Regions from separate parts of the Homo sapiens genome. Here all the other regions are linked to region 3. A link is an interaction called in ENCODE POLR2A ChIA-PET data of the cell type or tissue named here. Cell type or tissue: Caco-2. All regions are shown on one strand.

What was found. Peaks named below come from ENCODE experiments on the same cell type or tissue, not always from the same donor. Only the 100,000 strongest peaks of a DNase experiment are listed, where the experiment ranks them.
Region 1: POLR2A ChIA-PET joins it to region 3 with 12 read pairs; 18 of 35 experiments call an interaction of 5 or more read pairs at or near these places.
Region 2: POLR2A ChIA-PET joins it to region 3 with 11 read pairs; 15 of 35 experiments call an interaction of 5 or more read pairs at or near these places.

Annotation. Positions count from the first base shown.
Region 1 is chr17:50,559,119-50,561,618 of GRCh38, reverse strand. It overlaps CACNA1G (calcium voltage-gated channel subunit alpha1 G), which reads right to left and starts at 904. Exons shown (of 38, transcript NM_018896.5): 1 at 1-904. The coding sequence starts at 159. The region is part of intron 1 of CACNA1G-AS1 (CACNA1G antisense RNA 1); the gene reads left to right. RefSeq lists a silencer at 705-1,084 and an enhancer at 1,305-1,354. In Caco-2, no CTCF peak of the experiment used is centred here; DNase peaks (open chromatin) are centred at 998 and 1,548; H3K4me3 peaks cover 1,864 bases.
Region 2 is chr17:50,718,024-50,720,523 of GRCh38, reverse strand. LUC7L3 (LUC7 like 3 pre-mRNA splicing factor) reads right to left here and starts at 921. Exons shown (of 10, transcript NM_016424.5): 1 at 693-921. The coding sequence starts at 791. RefSeq lists silencers at 585-644, 985-1,214 and an enhancer at 815-954. In Caco-2, no CTCF peak of the experiment used is centred here; a DNase peak (open chromatin) is centred at 983; H3K4me3 peaks cover 1,715 bases.
Region 3 is chr17:50,627,200-50,629,699 of GRCh38, reverse strand. It overlaps CACNA1G (calcium voltage-gated channel subunit alpha1 G), which reads right to left. Exons shown (of 38, transcript NM_018896.5): 38 at 2,226-2,500. It overlaps LOC101927253 (a long non-coding RNA gene), which reads left to right. Exons shown (of 2, transcript XR_243718.2): 2 at 2,360-2,500. Among named protein-coding and RNA genes, the nearest start is that of ABCC3, 6.4 kb to the left of the region's middle. In Caco-2, CTCF peaks have their summits at 1,219 and 1,418; a DNase peak (open chromatin) is centred at 1,499; H3K4me3 peaks cover 1,055 bases.

The DNA.
Region 1 (2,500 bases), 68 kb after region 3:
GTACGGCAGCCCCTCCGCCTCGGAGTCCGCGCTGCCCGGGTCCTTTTCTGCTGACCCCGGCCCCGGCCGGCCCCCGGCCCCCGACAGGTCGTTGAGCCGCATGAAGCTCCGGGGCTGTCCCGACTCCTCGGCGCCCGCTCCATCCTCCTCCTCGTCCATCCTCTGGCCAGCCGGGGCCCCGGGCGATCCGGAGAGGGGCAAGCGGCGCCCCTCAGAGGAGGTGTCCTCACGCAACCCGGGGGCCCCGGCGGGGGCACATCTGGTGGGCTCTAGGGCGCAAGCTGAGCCCCCGGGAGGGCCAGTTCAGCCCAGCTCCCCCTGCCCGCAGGGGCATGCTGCCCGCGGGGCGCCGGGGCGCAGGGAAACCCCGCCCGGCGCGAGTCCCGCTTCCCCTGCGCCCCTGGGGCTTCCCGGGCCAGCCGGCCGGCTCCCCCTCACTTTGTTCCGGCTTCTTCGCTTCGCGCCCAGGCTCCGGTTGCCGGATTCGGCGCTACCTTCGGCGAAGCCGCCCCGAGAGGGCGAACGAAAAGGGGGGCAGCGGCGGAGGGCGGGGGTCCGGGGAGGGGCGCCCCCTCTTCCCGCGGCGCAGCTGGAGCCGGATCTAAGGGGTCAGCATCGTCCCGGCTCCGCGCCAGGCGGCGGGGGAGGGGAGGAGGGATCTCTTTAGGGGTGGGCTTGGAGGGGGTGGGGGCGGCTCCTTCCCCCGCCCCGCCGCGGGCTCACTGTCCGGGAGGGGCGGGGAGACAGTGGGGGGCAGTCCCGGGCGGGAGTGGAGGCGGAGATGCCGCCGCCGCAGCCGCCGCGGTGGCTGCCGCTGCCGTAGCTGTCGCCGGCGCCACAGCCTCCTCCTCCGGCCGAGACGCGGAGCGAGCGAGCGAAAGCGGCGGCGAGGAGCCCCGCGCACACCACAGCTGGATCCCTCACTTCAACTTCAAGCCTCGGCCCCGCCCCCAGACAGCCCCGCAGCCAATCGCCGGACGCCGCCGGCCCCGAGCCGCGCGCCCATTGGCCGTCCGCCGTGGCAGTGCGGGCGGGAGCGCAGGGAGAGAACCACAGCTGGAATCCGATTCCCACCCCAAAACCCAGGACCGCCCCTCTCCCCTCCCCTTGCCCCTGGGTCCGCTCCCGAAGGCTGGAGCCAATCAGACTGCTGCCCAGACCGAACCCACTTTCCTATTGGCCATTGGGGTCTTTGGGACTCCCTTGGAGGGAGCCCGAAGAATCAGAGTATTCGGCGCGGGGTCCTGGCGTAGGGCCGCAGGCCCCAGGCATCCTTTGTCCACGACCCCTGATTTGGGCAGCAGCCGGAGGACGGAGCTCAGCTCTGGGCGGGCCTGGGGAAGAAAGGAGACAGGCGGCACGGGGGTGAGGGTTGTCACCAGGGGGTCCCAGAGCGAAATCCCAGGTCTCCACCTGGTTAATCTCCCACCCTGGAGTTGAGCTTGGCTGCGGGACTGGGGGAGGGAAGGAGCGGAGCTGGATGTCCTGGGGGTGGGGCTTCAGGCTGGAGGGGCCCAGTCTTGGAGAAACGGGCGGAGCTCGAGAAAGGCTAGGGTAGGCATGGTCTGGGCGTGGCCTCCACAAATCTCTTGGGCTTATTGGTCATACTCCCGAGTCAATTCTGAGACTTCGACCCTGACCTCGTAACCCTAACCCGCTGGACCTGACCTCACATTGACGCTCCTGGGCTTCATCCCTTTGCCCCTAGGGACCTTTTGAAGGGCGTGGACTCCACGCAGGGGCTTCGTGCTTGAACACGTGGCCCCAGGCAGGTCGCGCTGGACCGCAGAGCCCGGATCCCCAGGAGGGGCTGCGGAGCAGAGCGAGGACCCCTAAGAAGGAACCTGTGGGGGTCTCGAGTGTGTGGGAGGGGGCGGAAGCACAGAGCTGGGCTTTATCGACTCGACCTTCAAAGTCCCCACCACCGCCACCCCCCAACTTCGTGCCTCAGTTTCTCTTAAGTCCCTATGTGGCTTAGGGAAAGAGTGTCCGCGGAACTGGAACTTCGCGGGTCTGCCGCCTTCACTCACTCACCTTAACCCTACCGGCAGCGGGCCCTCGTGGGTTTGTGCTTTCCACGCGTGCACACGCACGCGCAGACCCCGGCCCTTGCCCCGCCTACCTCCCCGAGTTCTGGGGCTCAGTCGGCTCTAGCTCTCTCCTGCCGCCGGCGCCACTCCAGAAAGCTGTGGGTACCCGGGAGCGGAGCGCCGCGGGTGTGCTGGGCGCCGGTGGAGGGGGGAACAGCGAGGATTAGACGCCGGGAAGCACTTCCCCAACATCTGCGAGAGGTAGACACGGCGGAACCTAGTGGGTCAGTCAGTTCCCTCTCCGGAGATTTTGGGGCGCTTGCGCCACTGCGGAGAGGCGGCGGGATGGGTCGGATGACCTCCATCACCACCCCTCACTTTGCTGAGGCCATCACCCCTGGGCGTTGTTCACTCTCCTAAGGCTGCACCACCCACGCAGCCCCCGCGCACCTCCCGCCACCGCAGAGGGT
Region 2 (2,500 bases), 91 kb before region 3:
TTTCCTCAGTTGCCAAGACTTTGGGTGAGCCTTTTTAAGTCTCACCAGTGAAACTGGGGTTATAATATTTACCTTTACTCCCCGGGCTAAGAGCATCAAATGAGTTTTATGTGGAAGAAAAAACCTTGACAGCTGCCTCTATAAGGGACTTCTTAGAATACTGTTAACGAACAATACTTGTAAATCATCACGGTAAACCCTAACAAGTAAACGACTTCTTTTACATTTCTATTTCCCCGTATAAGCGTCATGCTGTAATTACTTAAATAAAATACCGCCACGATTTTTACCATGAATCCTGGTCAGAAATTTTAGTCTAAATACGACGTTCAACCCAAACTATAGAAAAATGTGCCCTTCTCCCTATTTCATAATGAGGTGAAACCTCGGAGCCGCTAGATTTAATAAGACGCTGCTATCCTTCTTTCCCGCGTTTCCCCGCCTCATCAAGGTGCTTTTCAATTATGCCAAGGGCTCTCCCGGACCCCCTTGATACTAGAACAACAAAACCAAATCACCCCCATCCCCGGGTCCGGACAGCATCCTCCCTCCTGGCTCCATGGGCACCGGGTCAGACGCTCGACCCCGGGTGCGGCCCTGGCCACATCGCGCCGCGGCCAGGAGGGCCACAGCCCGCGCCCGCTCCCCTCCCCCACGGAGCCCGGGCTCAGGCCAAGGCCCGCGGGACTTACGCTCTCGTGGTCCCACCGCACGTTGCTGCGCTTCTCGTCCGGGGCTAGGTTTCGGTCCCGGCCCATTAACTCATCCAACAACTGCGCGGCCGAAATCATGGTGCTTCCTTCGGGCGGCTGTTCCCACCAGCCCAGGCACCCGCCAACGAAAACACGGGCGACACCGTCGCCAATCTCCTCGGCCCGCTCTCAGGCCGAAATCCCTCCTACACACAGGAGCCGACAAGACAAAATGGCCGCCGCGCGGACGCCTTCCCAGCATGCCGTGCGCCCGTGGGACACGCCCAGGCCCGGGCGGAGAGGGCGAGCTCGGCTTCCGCCGTCCGGGGGCGGGGCCCGCGGAGGCCGGGTAGGGACTCCGCCCCTGTCTAGAGGCCGCGGGGACGGGTAGCCTCTGCCCGCGCGCCTCCCCAAGCGCCCGGTTTTCCCGAGCTTCTTCACGGTGAGAAATTGGAGCCTAGGTCTTGAAGCCTGGACACCGCTTCAAAATGGAGAAAGTGTCTCCTTTAGTCCACGTGGTGCACATGGTGCCTCATGCAGCGGAGGAAACTGAAGATTACGGCTTCCGACTCCATTTTCCTAGTCGCTGTGCTCACGCCTCTTGCACCTGGCTTTGTCCTCCCGCCCTGAGTCTCCTGATTAACAGGATGGGAAATCGAGGCAAGAAGAGACAAGGCGGCTTCTAAAATACGGGGATTCAGTCCTACACCAAATGTCTCCCAGTGTGGAATTTTTTAAAAAGATATTGATCCAGTAGGCCAGGTGAGGTGGCTCACGCCTGTAATCACAGCACTTTGGGAGGCCGAAGCGGGCGGATCACCTGAGGTCGGGAGTTCGAGATCAGCCTGACCAACATGGAGAAACCCCGTCTCCACTAAAAATACAAAATTAGGTTGGCGTGGTGGCGCATGCCTGTAATCCCAACTACTCAGGGGGCTGAGGCTGGAGAATCGCTTGAACCCGGGAGGCGGAGGTCGCGGTGAGCCGAGATCGCGCCATTGCACTCCAGTCTGGACAACAAGAGCAAAACTCCATCTCAAAAAAAAAAAAAAAAAAAAAAAAAATATATATATATATATATATATATATACACACACACACACACACACACATACACACACACACACACACATATATATAGATAGGTAGATCCATTTATTCAACAAATGGTATGTGCCAGGCACTGTGCTTAAAGCTAAACTCAGAACCTTTCAGACAGTCCATGCTCCCGCAGACCTGTGCATTGGCGAGGGGAGATAATCGCTGAAGAAATAAAGTCACAAATATATCAACGTATGTTGGGATAATGCTTTAGCACAGTTAAGGGTATGGTCTCTAAAGCCAGATTGCCTGGGTTCGTAATCCCAGCTCTGCCGCTCTGTGCCTTTGTTTCCTTTTCTGTAAAATGGGGTTTACAATAGTCCTCCCCCGGCCCCCAGCCACGATGCTATTGTGAAGATTAAATGAGTTTATACAATGTAAGGCACTACACATTGATAACAAGCCCAACACTTTTATTTTTGGGGGGACTGGGTCTGGCCCTGTCACCCAGGCTGGAGTGCAATGGCACGATCTCAGCTCACTGCAGCTTCAACCTCCCGGGCTCAGGCGACCCCCTCGCCTCAACCTCCCCAGTAGCTGGGACTACAGGCGCATGCCACCACGCCCGGCTAAGTTTTTGTATTTTTGGTAGAGACGGGGTTTCGCCAAGTTGCCCAGGCTGGTCTTGAACTCCTGAGCTCAAATAATCCACCCACCTCAGCCTCCCAAAGTGTTGGGATTACAGGCGTGAACCACCGCGCCCGGTC
Region 3 (2,500 bases):
TCTCCACCCCCTACCCCCACCCCTTATGTATCCCAGAGCAGCATCAAATAACCACCCAGACAAGCAGCATGAGGTTAGCAGTTTGATATTATTATTAAGATCCAGCGGCAGCTGCTTTTCCACCTCAAAACCCTTTTAATGAGACACAACAGTTTCCATCATTGATAAAGATTTTACATCATTGGGGGGAGAGGTCACAGTTTTCTCCCCGACTACCCCAAAATACCCGCTTTGACTCTGTTGTTAATATTTCCACATCACTATCCAGAGGCTCCCCTCCAGGCACTGCCCTCTTCCAGAGAAACCCTCCAGGCCACAGAGAGGGCTGCTGGGGAGGGAATAGGGGAACCTTTTTGTTTTCACTGGGCTGGTCCCTGCAGATCTCTACAGAGCAACCCAAAAGCATAGTAAGTTCACCCCAAATTCCTTGGTCCCTACTGGGAAGAGGAGGCCAGGGGAAGAGGAACGCACAAAGAACCAGGCATGCTAAGACTCAACCTAAGCAACTCTCCAGTACTCTAGTGCTGCTGGGCTGGTGGTCGGGAGCGGGGAGAGGGGGTGCTGGAAGAGTGGGGAGGGGTAGGAGTCCAGCTCTCTGGCTTCACCTTGACCCAGAATCTTCTAACCACTAGGAGAATGAAAGATCCCAGAACCCCCTCCCCATACCCTCCAACGTCATTAGGGAATAGACAGCTATAGAATTCTACAAAAATATAAAAGCTTAGTCTGCAGATCCAGGTGACAGAACTCTAGGAATTTTGTACAGCTTTGCTTTTTTTATCTTAAATGGCAGCTCCTACAAGCACTCCCTCTCCCCACCCAAGGAGGCCAGAGGAAAAAGTTTGACATTATTGCACACCCTAAAAGGATAAAACCAGGCTTTGGCTTCAAGGAGCGGTATGAGTTCTGTCCAAAAGAGCAATGAGAAAAGCTCTCACCCAGCTTAGAAAACAATGCTGGACAACGCCTCCAGGTCCACTCGCCCGGCAGCCTGGTGCCCCCAGCTCCCAGTTGACCGGATCAGACGGTTTGTGAGCGAGCGTTGCCACTGAGGTTTCAAAAACCCAATCCAATCCTGGGGTTTGAAGGCCCTGGGGGCGAGGGGAGGGGGCTGTTCAAGGGAGTGGGATTGGGACAGATGTTTGGGAGGTGGCTAGGTGACAGGCTGGCTGGACCCATGGTCACCACCTCTTGGCACCAAGATTTCAGACAAGAGAATATTGTCTGCAGTAGCACCAGACAGGTGGCCTGGGCCACGCCACTCCCCCTCTTCCTGTCTGCCTGCCCCTGGCCACCTTCACACCTCCCTCCTCCACTGGCTCCCGCTAGGCAGGCAGCAGCAGCAGTGCATGTAAACATCTTGAGCGCTCGCTCATCACCGCCCAGGGGGCCAGCTCCCCACTCAGCACCTGGCCTCTGACCCTACCACCTCCACCAGGAGGTTGCCTCTGGACGCCCAGCCCTGGACTCTCATCCTCAGGAAGCACAGCCCACTCCGTTGACACGGTTTAATTCCATTGCGGGCAGGTGGACGAGGTCCCCATCGGACAGTGCCTGTAATGCCAGTCAGCTAAGCCCGCCCCCAAGGCAGGAGGCTGAAGTCCAGACAGCTCAGGTCACGCATCCAGCCAGAAGTGTGGCAAATCCGTGCTGAAGCTTCAGGAAGGAAAACCCAGAAACACTTCCCCCCTCCCCCACCAACCCACAGATCCAGATCTGCAGCCTCTGAGGCAACCTCCCCCAGCCTCAGTCGGCCCCATTAACCAAAACAGCTTCATTATGCCAATTTCCAGCTTTCAATGTGCGGCTGATAGCTGTCAGCAGAAATAAGAGTTAATCTGGAATTACTCCCATTCACTGAGCTGCCTAGCTAGAGGAAGCTGTAAAGCTTTGATAGCAGCAGAAGAGACCCTGCCTCCCCAGCCTGCACCAGGCGGAGGGGCTCCTCCTCTCCTTCACGGCTGGGGAGGGCAGGCTAGAGGTGCAGCCTTCCACAGCAAGGGGTTCAGGTTCTCTCACTCTCAGACACACACACTCTCACACTCATATACACACACGCACTCATATACACAAACACATACACACTCATACACACACAAAGAGGCAGCCCTGAAGCTTCCCTCCCCGCCGCCCACTCCCCATCTCCAGGATCTCTCTCTCATCAATGCCATCTGGACGTGCCTAACTCTCCATCCCTTTTGCTTTTACTCTGGACCGTGATTAGCTTTTTATTTAGGAAAATTACTTTATTTTATATATATATAGATAGATAGATAGATATGTATGTATGTATATATAAAAAGGTTCCATTTCACTTGTAAAATCTCATTTTTTCTTTTTCTTTTTTTTTTCCCTACAGAAAATGATGACGAGGTTAAAGGAAAAAATAAGTTACATTACAGTTTCCAAAATGGTTCTCGCTCTCCGCTGAAGATGGGCCACCGTTGGGGCTGCAATGTGCTCGCGGTCCCAGCTTGTGCTTTGCAAGAAGAGGGAATAT